Linked DNA regions of Mus musculus: region 2 is linked to region 1. A link is a loop called in an ENCODE intact Hi-C map of the cell type or tissue named here. Cell type or tissue: heart. All regions are shown on one strand. Each heading gives the region's core, and the rest is flanking DNA. Links, peaks and the distances in the headings are about the cores only.

Region 1 (12,131 bases), core at 2,758-10,757:
CCCAAGCGGCTAGAGATGGCCACTGGCTGAGAACATTGGTTGTGCTACCAGAGGATCAGGGTTCAAGTCCCGGTGCCCACGTCATGACTGAAGTGTCCCACGGGATCCAGTGTCGTCTTCTGTTCTCCATGGGTACCAGACACACACGTGGTACACAGAAATAGAGGAATAAACGTCCATACACACAAAATAAATAACTTTTAAAAATAGAATCATACCTAACTCAAAAATCAGCTCAAACTGAACCATTTAAATATGCAACATGCATCAAACCCACCTCAGAGGGAAAACAATGAGAATCTGAATATGAATATGCGACATGCATCAAACCCACCTCAGAGGGAAAACAATGAGAATCTGAAATCTAGGGTTAGGGGAAAAAAGAGTTCTGGGATTTGACACCAAAAGCTCAAGAAGAGCAAAAAATTACAACTTCATCAAAAATTAAAAACAAAACCAAACCAAATCAAACAACTCCCCCAAAACTTTCAAGTCTTAAATATATACCTATATATGTATGTATATATCTGTATTTTGAAAAACCTTGCCTGGACCCCCACATTACTGATGTGAAGTGGTCCAGACATCCTGTGTCATTCTAATCTTATATGTGTGTGCTGCCATAGTGAGAAAAGAGCCCATGTTCTCAGTAGACACCTACCAGTAGACGTGTAAATCTCATTCACGACAGCAGTTGCTCGCATCGGCCCTGGCCTATCTCAGCCACAGCTGAACTCTCGGTCTCCTTCTCCCCATACTTAGCTTCTGCCCAACAAATCAGTTCATCTCATAGCTGCTGCCTGGCATTTGCAGAGGAACTGAAGGTCAGCACTAGACACTGGTTCAAGTAGTGGACTTATTTACAATTTCTCTCTTACTGGGCTCCAAATCTGAGTTTCCTGTGACGTGCTTAGGCTAGGCAGTAACTCGGAGCTCAGGAAATACCCAGGTGTCCTGACAATATTCTAGGATGAAAAGTGCTCTCTATCCTTGGGGTTTAAGGGATCCTGAGAGTTGGCATGGGCCATGTTTCTGGAAGAACACAGAAACTTCTAGATTCTCAAGCCTGGCTTTCTGCTGGTGACAGCTCCAGATTGAGATTCCCACCAAAAGCTTATCAACCCAGGCAATTACAGGAAGCTTAGGTGCCATATACCACGATCCGGTCCTTGCCACATCAGGACCCACATTGGACATTACAGGGCGTTTTAGGGGCTCTGTGTGAGGAACCATGTTAGGAGGAAGATATAGACATAGAACTTTACACTTGATTTAAGTTCTCACAAAATCTATGTCTGAATGTTCATAGCAGCTTTGGAAATGATAGACAGCTGGATGTAACCCAGACGTCCCTTGGTGGGAGAGGGTAAACAGTTGCATAGCATAGAACATTACTCATCAGTGAAAAAGCATCAGCGGCCCACGTGAATGGATGGGATTCTCAGTTAGAAGGACCGATACCATAAGGTTGCCTAATATATGACTCCACTTATGTAACATTCTTGAAATGGTAAAATTACAGAGATGGAGAACAGATTAGTGGTTGTCAGGATAAGAAGAGGGTGGGGCGGAAGGGAAGTGGGTGGGAATCCTAAAAGGGCAACACGAGGGATCCTTGTGGTTATGAAATGCTCTGTGTCTTGATCATATAATTTTTAGTACTCTGGTCATGATAAGTATCATCACTTTGCACCATTGCTACCACCCCCCCACCCCCCACCCCACCCCCGTCATTGCACTTCCCCTTTCTCCTTCCCCCAACCCCCAAATCCTGGTGCTGTTTGAGGAAGGTCAGAAGAGGTCTTCCAATCCCTTGGAACTGGAGTTATAAATGGCTGTTAACCAGCATGTAGGTGCTGGGACTGGAACCCAGGTCCTTTGCAACGGTGACAAGTACTCTTCACAGCTGAGCCATCTCTCTAGCTCCTCACCTAACTTTCTAGTATCTAGGTTCTCCATGTTAGAGAAAACACACAGATCTGACTTGCTTTACCCCGTTACTCTTTGGTTTCCTTCTGAAGACTCCTTTTCCCACAAGGTCTTGTTCCTACTTTTCATATAATTTATATATAAGTCTAGATTTCACATGTGAGAAAAATATGGGGTATTTGTCTTTGAGTCTACCTATTATTTAACCTTCTTAAAATTAAACGTCTAATTGCAAATAATAGGGGGATACTTTTTTAAAGTATATGTACAGTGTTATTTAAAGAAATGTGCAACTTCCTTCTCCTGCACGACCTCGCAAAGGCAGGTCCTTCTGCTAGCTACTACCAGTGTGCATTTTCACTGTTTTGTGGACCACTCTCTGAAACTCTCGAATATTTTTAAATTGGATATCGGCTAGGTAACATGAAGAAAATAAGAGTTTGAACCTATCTGGTTATTCCTTCATGGCAGTTTGTTCCCATCTCCTAAATAAGAAAAAGAAAAACATATAGTGGGTTGTAGACGTGGCCCAGTTTAAAATTTACTGTGTAAACTCATGACAGGAATCGAACCTACTGGAAACATGGTGAAGCAGCCAGCCAAATTCACGGTAGATACCATCAGCGCTGGACAAGGAGATGTGATGGTGTTTGTTGAGGACCCAGAAGGAAACAAGGAAGAGGTACGCTGGAGGATGCCACCTCCCTCCGGAGTCATTAGGCCAGTCACGAGACCAGAGACTGCATATTCAGGTCCTCACAACACTCAGCCAAAAAGCTACCAAAGAATCCCGAGGCTTGTGGCGGCTGAAGCAGCTGCCTGAGCGCTGTGCCTTGAGAGCAGTATTCACTGATTAACACAGACACAGTGTTTGATGACGCAAATGATAGGTGGGGTGAGACATGGGACTTGTCAATTGAGGTGTCCTGATTTTCCTCTCCTGACCATCTTTGGGTCTCTGATCTGATCATAGCATGATCTGAACTCATAAATACTCTGCCATATTGTCTAGCTTCCTCTGGGGCAGGGTCTCTGCCCAACTTCTTGTTGTATTTTTGTTCGTAAAACCAAGACTGGCATCTTCTACACTTGTAACAGTCAGCAGACCAATAAACGATCCAGTGAGTCGGCTTCATACTGATGCATACCTTTCACCTTCTCTAATTGATAATCATCCTCTCTTCTAGGCACGTGTGACCCCAGACAGTGACAAGAACAAGACATACTCTGTGGAGTATCTGCCCAAAGTCACCGGCCTGCATAAAGTAAGATAAGGCGCCATGGCCGCGGCTTGGTTTTTGGCAGTGTTTGTACAGTGCTGGATGTAGAATGTAGGATCTCTACATACTAGGCAAAAGTCATAAGTTACTTAGGTTAGGATTATGCAATCTCATTTATCAAAAAAAAAAAAAAGTAGAATCCCTAATAAATCAGACTTGGCATTAGGTAGCACATCTCGGTTGTCTATATTCCCCAGGGGAGTCATTCGTGATGTCCTGATTTCCTCCCCCTAATTGCACATGAGTTCCTACAGATTGAAGCTGTCTGTCTGGAGTATAGATAATGTAGTGAATAAACTGCAGCCTCTGTCCTGAATGCTTTCTTACTCATTCCTCTTTGTGATAGGCCAGATTGTGTACTGGTCTTGAGCCCAGAGGACACACAAGTTCAGCTCACTAGCAGCAGCAAGGAATATACTCAGCTTCTGAGGAGTGGCAGGGAGAGCCTCCAGGCCCTTCACCTCAGCATCGTATCTGAGACCATTCCAGCATGGTTCCATCAGGCAAGAGCTGAGAGCATAGGCTACAGCAAGGGCTAACCAAGGACTGTGTCTTCTACGGGAAGAGAGCCTTTGCCACACAGAAACCAATCCTCCTATGGCATGCTCAGGCTTTAAGACAGGTTCTGAATTTCTGCCTTGAGCTTTTGTGAATTCACCAGGATTCTTCTTACTCCAGAACTCCATGAATCTACGAGAATGAAATCTTAAAAAAGAACATTTAAATCTAATTAATTCATTAATTATTAGTAGATTCACTGGAAACCTAGTCCTCTTAAAATATCCCAAGATGAGAAAGTTTTGCTAAAGTTTTAGACAGAAGTCATTATATTTTGTTTCAAATGCATTTATCTGGAAATGATCTTGGTCCGTGAAAACTCTAACTATGTTCTTGGAATGATGAACTTTATTCTGAGAGTGCAGCGACCTTATCTGCATTACTAAAGAAACCCCTTGCCTAGAGATCTAAGTATAAGTGGTCGTTTTATTTTCTGTTAGAAGGGCCAAGTACCCTACAAGATGTGCTGGGGTAATAGTGGTGCAAAATTTGGGGGCAGGGTAGGGAGGGGAGTGGCCAGCCAATGACTGGTCTCACTTGAGGCCCATGCTACAAGAGGGATCCCATGTCTGACACTACCTGGATGGCCTGGAACCGGAGACTGGATAGCTCAGAGATCTGGGTTAGAACCAAGCACACCTGGGAGGGAGGGGATGCCCATACCCAAGTGCATCTGATGTACGTACTTTTGGTTTAAGACCGGGATTTCATGGGCATTGCCATATGCCTGATGGGTCCAGGTAGTGATTCAATTCTGGCCACTTTCCCTGATTTTAGGGCTTGTGTTGCCATCCACCATTGGGTATACAATCCCGAGGAAGGTGAGAGAAGGTTGTGTGTGGGGTTGGATAGTGTTCTTGCCAACCAGGGAGAAGCTGTTACCTCTCTCTTGTCACTTGTAGGTCATCGTCCTCTTTGCAGGACAGCACATTTCTAAGAGCCCATTTGAAGTGAATGTTGACAAAGCCCAAGGAGATGCCAGCAAAGTCACTGCAAAAGGCCCAGGGCTGGAAACTACAGGGAACATTGCCAACAAGCCTACCTATTTTGACATCTACACAGCTGGTAATGTATCTCTCTCCCAGGGTTTTGACCTTTGCTGGTCTTGCAGGGTCTAACACAGAATCCTCAGGAGGGTTTGGGCACCCAAACCTTTTGTCTTTTTAATTGATGAAACAACTTTTTCTCATGAGCTAGTTGTATTTTTACATATCTTCACTCTTGTCCCTGATTGAGAAGTAATCAATTTTTGTACAAATTTCAGTCTATACTAAATGTTACCAGCCATGTGCTAGACTAAGTTTTATGGAAAAGTGGAAGAAGTGGACTGCACAAATAAGATGAATAATATCAATTTCTTAGCTTTCTTTTTTCTTTTTTTTTTTAATGAGACAGGCTCTCTCTGTGTTGCTCTGGCTGCCCTAGAACTTGCTCTGTAGATCAGGCTGGCCTCAAATTCAGAAATCCATCTGCCTCTACCTCCTGAGTGCTGAGATTAAAAGCATGAGTCATCACATGGCAGCTTTCTTTTCAGTTTTTTTTTTTTTTCTTTTAAGAAAAAGAATGACAGTTGGTACAGACATTCAGCTGGTTCAGCCTGGCCTGAGTGGCCCTTTCTGTTTGCACTGTGCACTGGTTGGCAGAGCTTTCAGAGGGGAAGGGGTGCTCATGGAGTGGCCGTTCTTTTCACAGGAGCTGGCGTGGGGGACATCGGCATTGAGGTGGAGGATCCCCAGGGCAAGAACAGCGTGGAGCTGCTGGTGGAAGACAGAGGAAACCAGGTGTATAGATGTGTCTACAAACCAGTGCAGCCTGGCCCCCATGTGGTCAAGGTCTCCTTTGCTGGGGATGCCATTCCCAAGAGTCCCTTTGGTGTACAAATTGGGGAAGGTAAGTACTGACCAACTCTACCTGTCATGGAGACTGACAGACCTGGGCTCCCTTCATCCTCCGGATATTAGTGCTAACACAAGTTGTGTTCCTCTGCTTTCCTCCCTGTGTCAAAACATCGGAAATGATCACATTAATTAATAGATGATGAAATTATATGTATGGCTCACGGCCATGATCACTTGGGCCTGTGGTGATGCTGTGTAGCTACAATGAGCACATACATGACATGTGGCAAAGGAGCTGCTTACCACAAGGAAGCCATGAAGCCAAGAAGAGGTGGAGAGAGGCTAGGATCTCGCCAGTCCTTTCCAGGGCAAGCTTCCAGTGATCTGACTTCTTTCTGCCAAATCCCACATTTTCAACACTTGTACCCTTAGGGAACATTTTAAGTCCAGTCTGTATCACAGATGGAGTATCGCTAATCTGCAAACTAGATTACTTCAAAACCCAGAAAACAAAACAAAACAAGATAAAACTGTGCACTAATGTGATTCTAAATAGTTTTATATTTCAGATTTTAAGTTTTCAGATTAGGGAAGCCAGTCAATAAAGTCCATGCAAATATTTTTAAACGCGTATCTGAAGTGGGCTGGAGCTACGGCTCGGTGGTGGCCACTCCTCCTGGGTATCCAGAGGACCTGTATTCAGTTTCCAGCAGCCTCGCACTAACTGTTCCCCCTGTAACTCCAGCTTCAGGGCTTCTGATGCTCTCTCTGGCTTCCTTGGGCACCTGCACACATCTGGCAGACACTCACATAAACCACACACACTAAAACACACACCACGACCACCACCTTTAAAACCTTATTATAGCAAGATCTTTTTGTTCAAGCCCTTTTCTAGAAGGGCTATGGAATCCGTGCGCAGAGACTGAAGTGTGCTGGTTTTGGTGTCTAGGAACAGGCTTGGCGGCAGCAGGTCCCTACAGTCCAGGCACTTTACTGGCTGTCTGGCACTCAGCCCAGCTGCATTGGCCCCCAGTTGGCAGGTGGACTCACTGAGGCTTTGGCATTGTCGGTCTCAGAAGAACCGTAGTGTCCGTTGGCATGCCCGTATCTACTCTGCCGAACCCCTCAGCAACCAGGAGCGTGGGTTTCCCCTTATATTAAAGGCACCCTCCCCCTCCCCCTCCCTCTCCCCCTCCCCCCTCCCCCTTCCCCTCCCTCTCCCAGTCCTTGTTGCTCTTTTCTGTTGTTACTGCTGTTTTCCAACTGTGCTGCCTTTTCTAACCGGACTTGCCTCTCCCTCTTCTGTCCTCCACCTCTGCACCTGCAGACCTGGCTCCTCCTTCTGAATCCTGTCTCTGGGCCAGCCTGGACCCTGAAGCTGCTGGCTTCCTATTTGCAAGCTCTGGGCCAGAGGCTCTTGCTTTGGTAAGGGCTGGTTGGGTCGGGTGTATTTTGCCAGTTCTTTGTGCTGCTTCCGAGTGACTAAAGGAAGTTCCTGTGCAGGCGATAGTGATCACGGCATGTATAGCCAGATCCCAGCCTGAGCAAGGTGCTGAGGGATGGCAGTGGATCTGGCACATCCCACAAACTCTTCAGTCGAGTTGGCCGAGTGTTTGAGTTGGCTGAGTGCTCTAGGGACTGAGCAGTTACAGTCTTTTTTCCCATGTTTAGCCTGTTGACTGTGCTCTGTATTTCCATAGGGGTTTGTGTGTGTATGTATGTGTGTGTGTCAGTGTGTGTTAGAGTGCTCACCAGACATGTACAGGACCATGGTTTCCATCCTTAGACCTTCAATACACACATATTAGGTGTCTTTAACAGAGGAAAACCGATGTTACTGGCCATTAAGTGCCACCGTACACCATGTTCTTCCATGAACAATCCAACATGATCTCTAACTGCAAGGATGTCTCTGTTCCCGTCTGGGGAGTAATAGCTTGCCACATAACCAACATAGGGAGGTTGTATCTAATGAGCAAGTACCTTCCATCTGCTTCTGGAGCCCGTGAATAAAGGCTGTTGTATGTGCTGTTTAGAGAGGAAAAGCCAATGCATAGACAACAGGACATTGAACCCATCAACTTCCCATTTCTACTTAAGGAGAAAGCTGTTCATGTTGGGCAAAGGATCTCTAGGAAGAATCTATGTCTTTCTAAGCCTCCTCCTGACCCCACTTGGAAGAGTAGTTTCTAGACTCTGTCAAGTGAAGAATATTAGCCATTACCATAATTTTTGTCCTTGTGGTTTTTAAAGGAGATCAGAAGTCATGTTAGCCATGGCATTTTCTGCTGAGGCTTGCTTTGTAGATGCCAGGAGCTTTGTCACAGCCACCTTTGGCTGAGAGCTTTTTGTTATCTTGTCCAGCTATTCACATGCAAGACAACAGCTATGCCCAGATCTTCAGAAATGTCTGGCCCGTGCTTTGGAGCTCAGACGGATATTTCAAGCACTGCATTTTCCAAGTAGACTTGAAAACGCATAGGATTCCCAGTCACTGGACCCTGGAGTGTGGCCGTGAGGTCAGGCTAGTGTTCAGCAGTCAGTCTTAATCCCCCCCTGCTCACAAAAGGCTAAAAGCCAGTACAGGAGCCCCACAGTGTGGAGTCACGGCTCTCCCATTGATGGTGCCCAGCGCTTGTGTGGTGAGGCTGGACAGTCATGGTGTTCCTTCCTGGCTGCTGTGCTTCCTCAGCAGGGCCCCTGGCATTAGCTGTTGGATGCTCTTTGTGTAAAGCAACCATTTTCTTGGCGGGTATGGGGGAGGCCCAAGATACCCTAATTTTCTTGTCTTTTGCAAAATATTAAAAGGTTGAACTGATGTCAAAACTCTGTTTGTAGCCTGCAACCCAAATGCCTGCAGAGCCAGCGGCCGAGGTCTGCAGCCCAAAGGTGTCCGGATCCGGGAGACTGCAGACTTTAAGGTGGACACCAAGGCTGCTGGAAGCGGAGAGCTTGGTGTAACTGTGAAGGGCCCTAGTAAGTATTTATCTCAAATAAACCTTAGTTAGTTCTTCAGCCATGATATATTTATTGGTCAGTCCTGATTGGTATCTCCTAGAGAGCTGTGACAGAGATTTGAGTCCTATCTATGCTCTTTAGAGATCAAGTTGTAGAGTTGTAACATGTGCCCTGGATATAGATTGGCAAGACCAGTGAGTGGTTTGACAGCCTTATATATTAATATATTCAGACCTCTGGGATAGGAAACAAAGCTGTAAGGAAGTTGGAAAAATACTGCTTTGAGGACAACATATCCCTCCCCCCACCACATCCCCCACCCCATTAATTGAAGAGACCTAGGTATAAAGTGGAAGACTCTTACAGACTCACATGGATTGGGGTTTTCTGACCTGGGATCCAAGCACAGTATTAAAAGCCAATGATTTCTCCAGTACCCTTTACATTTTATAGACTATGAAATTATATCAATTACTGTATTAGTATGATCGCTGCTTATAGGAGAATAAAATGTCCTAGAATGGTTTTCTTTGTAGGTGGTTGGCAGAGTTAAGTCTCTGCAGTACCTTGTTCCTCCTTCCTCCTTTGGGACGGAGACAGCAGGCATGAGGTCAGCATCTCCTGTCTCCCGTCTTCCCAGGAACAGAGAGGCAGCTCTGTAGTCGCACTTGGCGTTAGTTCTAAGTCTGTACAGGCTTGTGTTTCCTACGCCATGTTTCTCTCGTCCTCCGTATTAGTGTTAGTCTGCGTCCAGGAGTTCAAAGCTGTGTGAGCTCAAAGCTCAGAGCCTTGGGGAAGGATTTGCCCCAAGGGCAGCCAAGGTTCTACTGCCCAGACCTAGAGCCAAGTGCAAGTAGCTCTGCAGCTGTCCATCTATCCATTCACCCACCCACAGTCCACTACCCCTGCTCAGTTTGTTGCAACAGGAGCCAAAGAGGTGTTGTTTTCTGACCTCAGAGTCCTTCTTAACTCATAACATAAAACAGGTTTCTGCCTGATGGCTAGATCCAAAATTGTGGATAGAACCTAAAATCTGGCTTCTCCTAAATAGCTTATAAGAAAGAACTTTCTTCTTTCGCTGTCCTGCTTTAGCAGGAAACGATTCATAGGTGCTTAGTCCTTGACAAGTAATCACAAAGATGAGCTTTCTTCCAGTGTCTGTGGGGCAGTGGGGGTGGGGGGCAAAGGCAGCTGGGACTGTCGGAAAACACTGAGACACAGCAAACGACCCATCTGGTCTAAGAGCTCAGCCTCCACCAGCTGAGAGCTTTTGGAAGCCAGTTAGCTGGGAAGTCTTCCATTTCTCTGTCCTGGAGGCTGGGATGGCTCTGGTTTTAGTTTTGGAAACCGCTCCCAGCTTTTGAGGGAGATTTCACATTCAGAGTCTAGTTTTTGTACATTGCCTGTGTCTTGTGGGGAGTCTCCTTGTAAGCCAAGGATTATACTGCAAAAGCTGTGTGCTTGCTTGCTTTCCACAGAGGGCCTGGAGGAGCTGGTCAAACAAAAGGGCTTTCTGGATGGGGTCTACTCATTTGAGTACTACCCCAGCACACCAGGGAAATACAGCGTTGCAGTTACCTGGGGGGGGCACCACATTCCCAAGAGGTGAGTCCGGGTTGGAGATGGGCCTTGTCCAGAGGTGTGTTCAGCCTGTGACAGGCTCGCAGGAGGGAGCGCTCTGCCTCCCAGGCTGCCAGAGGGAAGAGAGATCTGCTTTGTTAGAAGCTTCCCCCCCATCCCCGCCTTTTCAGAACAGCACAGACACTTGGCTTATGCTCAAAAGCAGCAGAAAGTCACTGTGGTTTCAGCTGCCCTGCTTTAAATCAAATGCTGGTGGTTTGTGCCTGGTGGGAGGCAGGGAAACCAGAAAGAGCTGTAATAGAGAGCAAACGGGCTGTGTGTCTATACAGCCTTATATAAGCTAAGGCTCTCCTTTTCAATGAGTGCCTCTGTTCACAGATGCCGTGGGCACAGTCGGCTATGGCTTTTACATAAAAACCCATCTATGTGAATGCCTTCAGGGACAAGGGACCCCCGGCCACACCTGGGGCTATTGCAGTTTCCTTTTTGGACCCCTGTGCTCTGCCACTCTCCTGAGGGCAGTTTAAACTTTGAATACATTCTGTTTGTCTTGAGAAGTAATTGAGCTTTATAGTAGTCCTCCCTTGTCCATAAAGTTACCTTCTAAAACGATAAATATATGCCTGAAACCAACCCCAGGCAACGTCATGTGGCGTTTTCCCCCTCTAGACTTGCATACCCATGAGAAAGTTTAATTTATAAAATAGACACAATAAGAGACTGATAGCAATAGCAGCGAGGCAGCAGAATGGAAGTTACGTGACTGTGGTCTTAACGAACTATACCACATTGTGTGGGACTTCCCCTTCTTGTGGTGTTCGCTGACATAATGCGTATACAGTGAGATAAAGTGAAAAGAATATTGTAGGCATCATGGCCAAGCACTGGGCCACTATTAATCTCAAAATGATACATTGCAGACTGCATTTGAAACGTAAGAAAATAAAACCAAGGGTAAGGGGACCTCTTAAGTAGGGTTTTCAGTGTCTGCAGACTGCATTTGAAATGTAAGAAAATAAAACCAAGGGTAAGGGGACCTCTTAAGTAGGGTTTTCAGTGTCTAAGCACACTTATTAGAAACTTCCCTTGCCAAAGTTAAAGCATGTTTGATCACATATGAATGACATAAAGCCCATTCAAACTACTTCTCTTGTTATAGCATAGGTAGGAGGACGAAAAATGTGGACATTCTTATCTTTAAGGCTTCCACTCTAGAGGGCCCTGCCTACTAAAGGTCACTCACTAATGAGCAAACCAGAGCAAGTGTGTTGCTTGAGGGACAGCCCAGTTACTCCCAGCTCCCAAAGCAACCATATTACATTATATTGTTGACATAACAATGGCTGTGGGGGTGACCAGTGTGGGGGGAAAAAACTTGCCTAGAGCTTCAGCCTCTGTACAAAAGATCAGGCAAGTGGAAAGAGTTATGTTAAGAGTTCATGGTTATAGCAGTCCCTTCTATGATCCTCTTCTTTTCCTTCCTTCCGGCTAGCCCCTTTGAAGTTCAAGTTGGCCCTGAAGCAGGCATGCAGAAAGTCCGTGCATGGGGCCCTGGACTCCACGGCGGCATTGTTGGTCGGTCAGCAGATTTTGTGGTGGAATCCATTGGTTCTGAGGTTGGAACTCTGGGTAAGTAGAGGCAGCTGCCCAGCCACTTCTGCAAGGCTGAGTAACGAGGTGCCTAGTGTTCGAGCCTCACATGGCCTCCTGGCCGCCTGGCTAGCCAAAGCCTCCTCTGGAGGCTGTAGAGTTCTAGTTCTTATTTTCCTTCTTGCTTTCAGTTGTCCAATGCCTGTGACACTTGATTATTTATTCACCATTTCCTGGGAGTGGGGTGGTGGTATGCTAAACAGCACATACAATATCATAGACAAATATTGGTAACTAACCCTTAAATAGATGGCTTGGTACATCTTGCTCAAACTCGAAAAAGTAAATATATTATTTGGCACATAACTGAATATATTTTAAGTGGATATCTGAT
Region 2 (12,131 bases), core at 2,188-10,187, 51 kb after region 1:
AGATCCCGGGTGAGTGTGGAGCTGATGGGACAGGGCGGCAGCCAGCACTTTGGGACCAAGTACAGGCATGACCTAAAGCACGCTGTCCACCCTGGGGACATTTGCATTTTATACTTTTTCTTAATTACTTAAAAGGGGGAGGGGCAGGGTCTCAATATGTAGCACAGAGTGGCCTCAAACTTGTGATTCTCCTGCCTCAGCCTACGAAGTGCCGGGGCTGTAGGCTAGGGACACCACAATGAGCTTTTTGTCTTTAACAGAGGTTTCACTTAGGACAAATGTGCTCACCTCTTACCGCTTTCTCCCAAATGCAAGCAGTCTTGTTGCCTTGCCGAGGGGAAACAGATTTGCTTTTAGAGTTCCCTTTTCCAATGAAAATACTGTCAGAGGGAGCATGGCCTGCTGATGCCAATGTCTACAAGTGTTTAGGTGGGGAGAACTAGCAACAGCCTTTTGGCCTCTCTCTCTCTCTCTCTCTGAGACAAGGTTTCTCTGTATAGCCCTGGCTGTCCTGGAACTCAGTCTGTAGTCCAGGCTGGCCTCAAACTAAGGAATCCGCCTGCCTCTGCCTCCCCAAGTGCTGGGATTAAAGGCGTGCGCCACCACTGCCCAGCCATCTCTCTTATCTTTAGTGGAAGGACTAGAGCTGCTGCAAAGCTGGGTGGCTTCACGACAAATCATTTTTCACAGAGGCTTCAGGCACTGTGAGCAGGCTCACAGCCTGTCTGAGAGATGACTGGCAGTCTTTGTGCACAGTCACTGTGTCAGTGAAAGCTTCAGGACTCCTCTGCCCACACATTGGGAAGGCAGAGCGTAACGGAGTGAGACAGCTATGTTGGTAAAGTCTTTGCCACACAAGTGTGAAGCCTTGAGTTCCGTCTCCAGAACTTCTATTTGACAGAAAAGTCAGGTGTGACGGTGCCTGCATGTAATCCCAGCACTGGGGAGGCAGAGACAAGAGGTCCTAGGCCCTACTGTCCGGCCAGTCACTGATAATCAGGCTAGTGAGAGACACTCTTAAAAACCAGGGTGGATGGCTTCTAAGGAATGGGACCTGAGGCTGTCGTCTGGCCTGCACATATGCACGCATTCACACACATGAAAACAGATGCAAAAGATGCACATACGTGATCAAAGAGGAAAGGGCTCTTTCCCAACCCTGCACATTCCTACACACACACCCTTTAGCTGGAGTCAAGTACACCACCATTGTTGTCAAGTGTGACTGTAGTTAACATCTAATTACTACAGTCAAGGTCACCTTTTAGAAACTGTTCCCTGGATGTGACAGTACAAAGTTTGTGTGCTTCAAGGTGGACGAAGCTGGCTGGCCAGTGAATTTGGACTTGGCCATGCTTTGGTAAACCTTCCTCCAGAAATGGATTGGCTCCTGTTGCTCCCCATCACCCACCAACAGGAGGTGCTCTTTCTCCTGGGGAAGATGTGGTATCGCCATTTTAGTCTTATTTCTAGGATTAACTTGTGATGTGGAGTTTGCTTTGCTTCCCACTTTCTGTTTTGCAATTACCTTTCCTCTCTCTGCCGACTCTTACCTGAGGAACTCGGGTATCTGCGCATGTGGTATCTGCGCGTGTGGATATTTGTCCCGTCTGAGGCCTCTTTGGCTCTTGGTCATTCTTTTCAGTTACTTGATAGCAGAGGAGTCTGCAAGAACCACCCTCCTCATGTCCACCAGATGCCCTCTCATCTGTTAGTGAGGAGACCTTATCAGTTCCTGGGACCTGGGCCTCTTGGGTGATCTTAGTCACAAAGTAGCATCTTAACGACTAGTATACTTCCCTCCTCCCGGCTGGAGAGGCTGTGAGTCAAAGTGGATTAGCAGGAGTAGATCCTCTTCTGGGTTGCAAGTGGCTGACTAGTATGCAAAAGCATTGCTTTCCTGAGGCTGAAAGCTTTGCTCACGCATGGTTCCTCCTTTGCGGTTGAAATGGCCTGTGTTCACTTTTGTATCTTAATTGGCTTGTGTTCACTTTTGTATCTTAATGCCTTTGACCTTGTTGCCCGAAAGAAGCAGCAGAGCTTGACGATAAGAGATGAAGGCTCTTGGGGCCTATGAGATGGCTCAGTGTCTAAGGGTCCTGCTGCTAAGCCTGATAACACAGGCTTGAGTCCTAGGACCCTCGTATTGGCTGGAGAGAGCTCCTGCAAGCTGTCTTCTAGCCTTCATCCACATGCATGCTGTCGCACACTTGCTCATAGACGACACACATACGTACATACGTATATAAGCTCATATAAATGTAAGAGAGACACAGGTAGAAACAGGTGGGTTTCCTTACATGCCGCAGCTGCCAGCATAGGTCCTAGTGTGATGCTGCTGCCATGTACAGATAACTAGACTCCAGCCACGAAAGCTGTTGACATAGCTCAGTGGAAAAGGATGTGTCAGTGCCCCCTTCATGCTGGTCACAGGAAGGCAGGCCTCTAGCCCACGGGGAGTCCAAGCACCTCCCACCCCTGGGCTGTACCTGCCACAACCTTCTCTGCGTGACCTGTGTGCCCTGCATGGCCTCAAACCTTTGCCCTAACTTTTTCTCCCAACCTTTTACCTTTAGAGATCAACAGCAGTGACATGTCTGCCCATGTCACCAGCCCCTCTGGCCATGTCACTGAGGCAGAGATTGTGCCCATGGGAAAGAACTCTCACTGTGTCAGATTTGTGCCCCAGGAGATGGGCGTTCACACTGTCAGCGTAAAGTACCGCGGACAGCACGTAACAGGAAGCCCGTTCCAGTTCACCGTGGGGCCCCTTGGCGAAGGGGGTGCCCACAAGGTCCGGGCAGGAGGCCCTGGCCTGGAGAGGGGAGAAGCAGGCATCCCAGGTAAGAATTTGGGCCAAGTTTTAACTGGACTCACAAGTAAGTGTACAACTGTACCCATTGCTCTAAAGAGACAACTCCAGTGGGTGGCTGTAAGGGACATTCCTTATTCAAAGCTTTTAAAGCTAAGTAACATTGGGAGTCACTCACACAAAGCCAACAGGCTTAGACAGGTTTTGCTAGTCTAACATTAGTGTGCATTAAGTCTCTTAAAAAGAGAGTAGTTACTGTTTCCAGTGCATTCTTGAATCCGTGTTCTGTGCAGCTCATTAGAACGCTGCAAAACTGATTTGAGGGGTCCCCTCCTGCGGTGGCTGCTGTGTGAGGGAAGAAGTGTGGGGAGTCTGAGTGCATTCATCCTTCTCTGGTGTGGTTTTGGGTGTGTTCCTGGTGCCGGAATCCACATGAACTTCATGGTCATTGGCGGTGCTTCAGAAACCACAATGATGGCCTTCGCCTGGGTTCTGCTTGGGACTAGGGCAAAAGGAAAGTGCTGGCAAGGGCCAGACCTACGCTGCTGGCTTGAGCTGAAAGAGGGGCTGGGGCTCTGGGCTGTCTCACTAACCAGGTGTTTCTTTGCTCTCAGCTGAGTTCAGCATCTGGACCCGGGAAGCAGGTGCTGGCGGCCTCTCCATTGCTGTTGAGGGCCCTAGTAAGGCCGAGATCACATTCGATGACCATAAAAATGGGTCATGCGGTGTGTCTTATATTGCCCAAGAGCCTGGTATGTACTCAGGGGATGTCTGAGGGTGATCTCCTTGTTTAGAGATGGTTTAGTTGCCAGGATGAGAAACTTACAGCTTAGGTCAGGTATACAGGCATGTGCATGTGGGGGCACAAGGGAGAGCCTCAGGCCTTCAAGAGATGAGGGTCCTTGTTCTCATCAGTGTCTTGCCTTTTACTGATGGCTCTGCTTGCTTGCTTGCTTTCAAATGCTGCGTTCTGCCCACTGCCCCTCCAGATGCCCCTGCGAGTGACCCAGAGCTGGGTTGACTGCTTCAGCACCTGAGAATCTAAAGCAGAGATTTGTCACCTTTCGTGTCCCTGAGACCCTTTGGACATCTGACTTATCCTGTCCTCAACATCCATTTTTGGCATATACAATATAAAGTACATCAAATCATAAAAGTAATCAATTTTATTAAAATACAGTTGTAAATGCAGATATAGTGTATATCGCATGATACCTGGAAGGCTGATTGCTAGGAGTGTGAGCCAGACAGTGTGAGCTCCAGGCTGACCTGGGCTACAAAGTGAACATTATCTTAAATAAAACTATATTAAAGTATAGTTATCAAATACATAGCAGTAGAGTATATATGACTTTATTAGTATATTAAATTATGATAAAGTTTGCCCAAAGTACATTGATGGTCTTACTTTCAAAGTAGTGATGAGTGTGCATGATGCTGTCAAGATGGCTCCAGTGCTGAGTATACATGATGAGTGTGCATGATGCTGTCAAGATGGTTCCAGTGCTGAGTATACATGATGAGTGTGCATGATGCTGTCAAGATGGCTCCAGTGCTGAGTATACATGATGAGTGTGCATGATGCTGTCAAGATGGCTCCAGTGCTTACAGTGGAATAGATCCGTGATGTGTGATGTGTAATATTGGCAATACGCGGCACAGATGCTTCGCACTTGCTGTGGTGACATTTCTAATCCTTTTTCTTAGAGATTAATAAAAATATAGACGCAACTGCTTTTCCTTTTCAAGCCCCTGGGTCTCTTGGATTCTATACACAGATGGCTCTGTGGACCCAGGTCAAGAATCTCTGTTCTTACTTAACTAATAAAATCCTACCGTCTGGGTGTTAGTCAGTTAGTCAGCTGTGGCTTTAAATTAAGCACTGCTAGTCTCTGAAGACATTTGAGCCCAGCTTAAGCCCATGGCCACTATGGAAATACCTTTCTGAACTCTCTGAAATGGTGGGGCTTTCCTATCCCAACAGGTAACTACGAGGTGTCTATCAAGTTCAACGACGAGCACATCCCGGACAGCCCTTACCTGGTGCCCGTCATCGCGCCCTCAGACGACGCTCGCTGCCTCACTGTTCTGAGCCTTCAGGTGAGGCACAAGGAAGCATCCATCTCCTTGGCCATAGGCCAACCAGTGAGACTCCTGGACTCCTGAGACCACATTAATCCTGTCCTGGGTACCAAGTCCTGTTGAGAGTTGGCACCCAGGTGTTGCCATTCATGGGGTAGCAGTCCTATGGCAGGGTCACCTCCTTATGCCCTCAGGAGTCAGTTTGAGCAAGCTCAAACAGACTTGATAAACAATATATCTTACCAGTGAGGGACAAGTTTGCTTTTAAATATTTATTCAGGAGAAACAAAGGAAGCCTGTTAATCATTGGTTGAGGGAGCAGGGCAGATTTCAAAACAGAATAGACAATCCTGACAGTCTAGTGACTTGTACCTATAACACAGAATAGACAATCCTGACAGTCTAGTGACTTGTACCTATAATGATCGTTGGCTTTCTTCCCCTAAAGCTAACAGCATCTTTTTGTGTGTAATTACGGTGACTTGTTTATGATAAGTGTACAGGGGACTATCTTGAGAACTTATCAATGTCCCTTAAGTAAATTTTTGCAACACCCAAATGGGCAACTTCTCTTGACTTAATTTTAAAGATGGTCCAGAGTGATTCTAGCCAGGAACCATCTAGTATGAGTTAGCAAGAGTGAGGGCTCTGTCCCCAAAACCTGCTCCCCTGAGACTGTGCACTGAGCATCACCACAGTTGCACGTGCACACACGCACTTACATTAGCACCAGCGCCACACTGAGAGCCACTAGGGATGCATCAGCTTGGGACACTGAACGTGTCTGAATTAGAAGAAGCAAATAGGTTATACAATAATGCCCAAATACCCAAAACCAGTTTCCAGTTAATGCAGTTTCTAAGTAGCCTTTAGCTATTCCAGCTCTTAGAAGTACTTGGATTAGAATCCACTCTGGCATTTGGAATGGATGATACAGCAAGTAGCTGCCCACTTTTGACTTATTTACATTGAGATTCTTTCTTATGCTGAGACAATGGACTGCTGCTAGTTAGAGGCCCAGACTGTGATTGGTGAGTCTCAGTGGGAGAGCCCAGAGGTCCTAACTGGTCGCCTTGGTGTAGATGTTTTTCTTGTGTTTCATTTAAAGGCTTCTTAACAGGAGTTTGTTTTGTGGCCGACTTAGCTAAAGCCTATAGAGGGCGATAAAGGCAGCACTTGTCGGGGGCAGAGAGGCAGAGCGCTGCCTGCCGTCCTGCGTCTCGAAGGTCTCTCTTTAGATCTTCAGAAGCTTTTCTCGCCCTCTTGAGGCTTTAGCGGCAACAGACTCAGGTAACAGGAGTGATTGCTCCTCCCCAGCGCTTCTGTTGAGTCCTCCTGTCACGGTTTGCTCATAAGTATTTCTGTAAGTATGGATTCCTCCGCATGGAGGGATATGTAAATTATTTATCAGCGCCTCAGCGGAGGCCTGAACAACATCTGGTACTGGGTAGACGTGAGAAGCGGGTTTTGTTTTATCTGGCTTTTGGGGCTTCATAGAAAAAGTGGAGTTGGCTGGCATTTTGTGGGGGAGGGGACAAAGTGGGGGTTTCCTGGAAATTAAAGAGTCCTTAAGTTTGTATTATGGCCTCCCTCCCAGGCTGTAACCCCCAAGCAGCAGAGTTCGCAGAACATTCTGCGTTCACCTAATTGTCACAGTGTGGTTTAATAGTCGCTAGCCACATGTGGCTGCCCAATTAAGATGCTGCTAGAGAAACCAAATTTTTGTTATGAAATTTAAAGTGCTTTAAATTGGTCGGTTTCCATCTGTAGCTCTGGACTAACCCAGGGAACGCAGTGCTGTTCGGACCTGCTGTAGAGGGGCAGTCCTTGCACCAGTGCCGAGCCTTCCCTAGGCTTTTCTAGAACCATTGTCAAAATCTGCATTTTAGCCGGGTGTGGTGGCACATGCCTTTAATCCCAGCACTCGGGAGGCAGAGGCAGGCGGATTTCTGAGTTCAAGGCCAGCCTGGTCTACAGAGTGAGTTCCAGGACTGCTAGGGCGATACAGAGAAACCCTGTCTTGAAAAAAAACAAAAACAAAAACAAAATCTGCATTTTAACCACATTCCTGGGTAGCTCCTTTGCATACAGCCCTGCTGCCTCTGAAGAATGGCTGTTTAAGCCAAAGCTGGGGCATGTTAAAACCTTACTTTCCTGGATAGTGTGGGCCATTCATAACAGTTGCTTAGTTCTGAGTACCTAGTGCCTAAGCTCCTCCCGCCAAGAATGTGCACTTTCTAAGACACGCTACGAGTGAGGCTGAGTGAGGGAAGACAAAGGCCACACTTCTCGGAGTTGCAGAGGCAACTTCTAAATACGATTCATACTTAACAACTCGCTGACATTTTTGGAGCATCATTTCATGTGTTCTTCATAACCAGTCTCTCAGTTAGGGTCAGGTAGTTTGTCCATTTTGCAAACAAGGAAATTTGAGATTCAGATTTAACAACGTCGTTTTACTACTTGAAAAGAGTAATTAAGCAAAGTTCAACCTTTGCATGCGTTGCTCTGCATGTTATCAAGAGCGCTACCTATTCCTGCACTTAATTTAAAAAAAAAAAAACATTAACAACAAAAGCAATGACATAAAATCCAGCTCATGTCATGAACACTGCACCCAGACTCCTCCTAAAAAGGAATTGGTGATGATGATCATGATGATGGTGGTGGTGATGATGATAATGAGGCAGCAGCGGCAGTTTAGCTGGGACAGCCAGGGGTTTGGGCCTGTGCAGATCTTGTTTGGGATATTCTCTTGTCTGGAGCATCTCGAGTCTCCTATCCCCAAAGCAGCTCCCCAGTCCTGCGGGTTTGAACATAGGGGTACAGTGTGTGTTTCTGTTTACTGGTAGAAACGTGGAAGCAAAGGCTGCCCCGTCTTGTTATCAGGTATGACAGATGGGAATATTCAAGCCTGTCCTATGAGAATTTCCTCCTGGAGCCGCCCTGGGTCATCGTGTGCTAGTGAGCAGGAGCACGGGGTGCCATAACCTGTCTGATTTATTGAATTCTCAGGAATCAGGATTAAAAGTTAACCAGCCAGCGTCCTTTGCTATAAGGTTGAATGGTGCGAAAGGGAAGATTGATGCAAAGGTGCACAGCCCCTCAGGAGCCGTGGAGGAATGCCACGTGTCTGAACTGGAGCCAGGTAAGCAGCCAGGCTGCCAGCGGGGTCTCCACACCCGTGCTCCTGGCGGTGCTCCACAGCTGGGCCTGAGAGTCAAGCTCTTTCACTGCTGCCAGGCATCGTTTCTAAAATGGGGTAGACATGTTTGCCAGGGACACAGAGACTCTCTGTGTGACAGCAATACCCCTTTCTTCTAGTTTCTCTAAACAAGATCTGCTTTATTTTCTGTGACTTTATCAGATTCCTTTTACATGACATTAATAACAACTTTTATTTTAATAAAACCTTACAGCTTTATTATATGGTTGACTTTATGGCACGAGGAAGGCTATTTTAATCTTACCTTCCTCCAAGAGAATCTAAGACTCTAGGGCTTAATACCTCAGATTTATGGGACTCTGATGTCAATCAACTTTAAAGAGGCCATTCTGTCAGTGAGCGTTTATTATACGTTAGGGATTTGGCAGGAAGCTAAAGCTAGTGAATATACAGCTCTACCCCTCAAAACACTACTCGAGTTGGTACATATCTTTAATCTAGCATTTGAAAAACTGAAGCAGGAGAACTTCAAGTTCAAGGCCAACCTGGGCTACAAAGCAAGACGCTGTCTCAAAAGCAAAACAACAACAATAAAAATAAACAAACAATAAAAAAAAATCAACTGGCTAAACTAGTCTGAATAAGGCTGCAAATTAGAGACAGCCCTCAGTGATACCCTAAGAAAACTAAGAAGCAGATAGTGGCATGGGAGAGTGGGTAGGGCTCTTTGTGCTTTGGCAAGGTCAGGAGAGCTCTGCCAGTGTGGTCTTTGATGACACCCGCTGCTGTTGGGCATTTGTCGTGTGCTCCCCTATGTCCACTGAGGGTGGAAATCTAGAGCAGCACTTCTTAATCTATGGGTCATGCCCCTGTGGGATTCAAATGCCCCTTTCATAGAGCTTGCCTATGGAAAACCCAGCTGTTTACATTATGATTCATAACAGTAACAAAATTACCATTATAAAGTAGCAACGAAAAAAAGTTTATGGTAGGAGGGGGTGTCACCACAAATGAGGAACTATACTAAAAGATTGCAGTACTAGGAAGGTTGAAAGCCACTGGTCTAGAGCATGCATGAACAGCTATGTATGTTTCTCTCATTGGACAGAAAAGACAAATGGAAGATGGTGCCATGACGGCATCTTGGCTGACATAAGGCCATACCATAGAGAATGAGATGGTTCAGTCAGTAAAGTACAAACACAAGGACCTGAGTTTGATCTAACCAGACACCTACCTGTGATCCCAGGGGATATGGGGAGAGACCAGAGGCTTGCTAGCTAGCCAGTCAGTCTAAACACATCAGTGGGCTCCAGATTCAGGAGAGAACCTGCCTCAAAAAATGAGATGGAGAGTCACTGAAGAAGATAACCAGTGTCGGCCTCTGGCCTCCAGACTCCAGGTGTGCAAGCACACACATGCACAAACCTGTATCTCGGTGGATAGGTAGGAAGGAGCCCATACAGTTAGCTCAACTGAGGATATCTGCCCAGAGGCTATACAAGGGTTGACCAGGGTCTCTTTCTTAATTGGAGTGTCTCCCACATAGCCAGGTGGTGGTATTTACTAGCTCTCCATGCATTGTTATGTGACGTTTGCCCTTGGTCCAGGCAGCCTCTGAAGTCCCAGATTATTCTAGCATGTCATAATTGGGGTGTTACTGGTTGCCATCATAGACTACCAGCTCAAAGGAACACGTAGTCATGAGGGCCAGTAATTCATAGAAGTGCCTCCTTTGTGGTCTATGGTAGAGTTTAACAATGGCTTGATGCAGTCACCGGTGGTAATCCTCCAAGGCCCCAAAGGCTTTTTGTTGCTTTGCTCTGCTTTGCTTTATTTCTTGAGGCAGGCTCTCTGTGTAGCCTAGGCTGGCCTGCAATTCATACAGCCCAGGTAACTTCCTACTTAAGACCTTCCTGCCTCAGGCTCACAAGTGTGTCCTTATTCTTTCTTCATTTCAAGGCTTCTTGCCTTCTTGGTAGTAAGATGGCTACAGGACCACCTGCTGCTTCATTTTCAGAGGTCTTGAGAGGCAAGAAATCTATAAGTCTCCTAGCGAGCCTCTGCTCCCGTCCCAGTGAGCTGGGACACATGCCCATTCCTGAGTCACTTACTGTGGCTAAAGAAATAAATTTACCTTGGGGAAAGAATTTTCCTCATCCTGTAAGAGACTGAATCTGGACATTGGGGTGGGGTTCACTTCCCATAAAACATTTTGCCTTTAAGGGAGGGGGTGGGTACCCAGCTGGGAAGCACTAGGAGAAGTGCAGTGCCAAAAGATAAGAGTAGCTGACTACTACTGTCCAGAACGTTCCCCTGTGGAGAGTACCAGAGAAACAAAAGAGGGCCTGGGTCCTCAAGGAGCCAGGGCCTAACTGGTGCAGAGGCCGGCCACGTGATTTGCCGTGCAAGGCCAATCTAGGCAGGAGATGACCTTGACACATGTGACCCAAAACAGAACAGGCTAAGTGCTCCACTTGCTGACATTGCTTGCCTTGGGCTTAATTACAGAGCCTTAGTGCCAGTTGCAACTGTGTTTTTCCCTTCAAGAGGACAAACAGAAACGTGGTGAGAAGTGGACTTTTTCATAAAGGGTGGATTGTGAGGCAGGAGCCTGAGTCTATAACAGAACTCGAGAGTCAAGAGTGTTTCCCAAAGGGCTGATTAGGGAGACACAAAGTAAGGCTAGCTGGCCTTAAAATCTGTGTGTTAGCTGCCAGGCTCCCAGCAGAATGGTGTCTTTAAATGATTCAGCGCTGCCCAGCTCAGGTTGCTTGCAATGCTGTGTCCCCACTCACACCACACTGCTTAGCATCCACGTTTACCATGTGCATCTTCTCCTTCCAGATAAGTATGCCGTTCGCTTCATCCCGCATGAGAATGGCATCCACACGATCGATGTCAAGTTTAACGGGAGCCACGTGGTCGGGAGCCCTTTCAAAGTACGTGTAGGAGAGCCTGGCCAGGCAGGCAATCCTGCTCTAGTGTCAGCCTACGGTGCTGGGCTTGAGACGGGCACCACAGGTAAGAAGCGCTGCTTCCCTCGTTACCTGAGCAGCTCTCTCTGGGAGAGCTGAGGTAGACATCGTTAGCCCCTGGAGGCCTTCTGTGCTCTGTCCTTGGGAAAATGCAGACCTGCGGGCTTTGGAGGAATTGGGGGCCATTGTTTGAACCGGGGTAAATCCAGACAGAGGCCTGTATTGTTATACCTCATTACAGTTTGTTTGTAGCCCAGATGTCTTTCTACAGCAAGTTCCTCAGCCCTATAGCAGGATGATGACAGCATCATTAGCGTCATTAATTTGGAGGACTTTTCTTTGGACAGAGTTTGTGGTACAGCTCCTAGGTCCAAAGGTGGACTGCTCCCAGCCCCCCAAGCCTGTGCATGGCCTATCCATCCCCTTGAATTTTCTGCTCACTGCCAGGGAGGGGAAGGTGTTGAAAAGGCGTGGACGCTCTCAAGCTTTATGGACATGTTCTGCCTTCTGCAGGTGTGAGCACTGCTAGCCAGGCACCCAGTCATGGAGGCTTCCCCACTTGCTGCCTGTCCCTGGGCTGGTGTGGTGCAGAGCAGCCAAGTTGACCAAGTGGTTGATTCCTTGATAGACAAATCCCTAGTTCAGCTTTAATTTGGTAGAAGTGAGCTCACTGAATGGGCAACTCACCTTTTCGCTGGGCATCTGAAAGATATTTCTAGGTGATCCTTTTTACTTGTTGGTTGGCCTTCATAACGAAAAGCCATGTATGTGGTCAGCTTGAGGTAGGCCTCAGCTCGGCCCATCACGTCAGCATTAGAGATAATAAGGACTCTGTCCCTGTAAGCGTCTGTAGAGGAAGTGCACCGTGAAGAAGACACCACTTCTTCTAGTTGCTGTTACTTCGGGCTTGTTGGGGAAATCTTTGGTCTTCCTGCCCCTTGCCATACTAGGGACAGAACCGATTGTCTTTCCTGTGCACTAAGACATGGTTTGCTGTACTTAGAGCAAACCCAACCCTGAAGTGAGAGTCTCCTCAGTGGTAAAGGAGCCCTGCCCAAGTTAGGAGTGGCCAGTGGACTGGCATGCTGCCAGG

What was found. Hi-C counts contacts between places; a loop is a spot of excess contacts. Peaks named below come from ENCODE experiments on the same cell type or tissue, not always from the same donor. Only the 100,000 strongest peaks of a DNase experiment are listed, where the experiment ranks them.
Region 2: a loop joins it to region 1, with 2.0 times the contacts of the local background. A loop is called at or near these places in 10 of 42 quality-filtered maps.

Annotation. Positions count from the first base shown.
Region 1 is chr14:7,879,091-7,891,221 of GRCm38, forward strand. It overlaps Flnb (filamin, beta), which reads left to right. Exons shown (of 46, transcript NM_134080.1): 5 at 2,493-2,611; 6 at 3,117-3,194; 7 at 4,670-4,832; 8 at 5,460-5,657; 9 at 8,447-8,584; 10 at 10,045-10,171; 11 at 11,640-11,776. Among named protein-coding and RNA genes, the nearest start is that of Flnb, 67 kb to the left of the region's middle. In heart, for the core only: no CTCF peak of the experiment used is centred there; a DNase peak (open chromatin) is centred at 7,141.
Region 2 is chr14:7,931,138-7,943,268 of GRCm38, forward strand. Flnb (filamin, beta) reads left to right here. Exons shown (of 46, transcript NM_134080.1): 38 at 1-9; 39 at 2,577-2,843; 40 at 3,427-3,564; 41 at 4,797-4,912; 42 at 7,910-8,042; 43 at 10,908-11,084. Among named protein-coding and RNA genes, the nearest start is that of Gm45521, 20 kb to the right of the region's middle. In heart, for the core only: a CTCF peak has its summit at 6,061; no DNase peak of the experiment used is centred there; H3K27ac peaks cover 453 bases.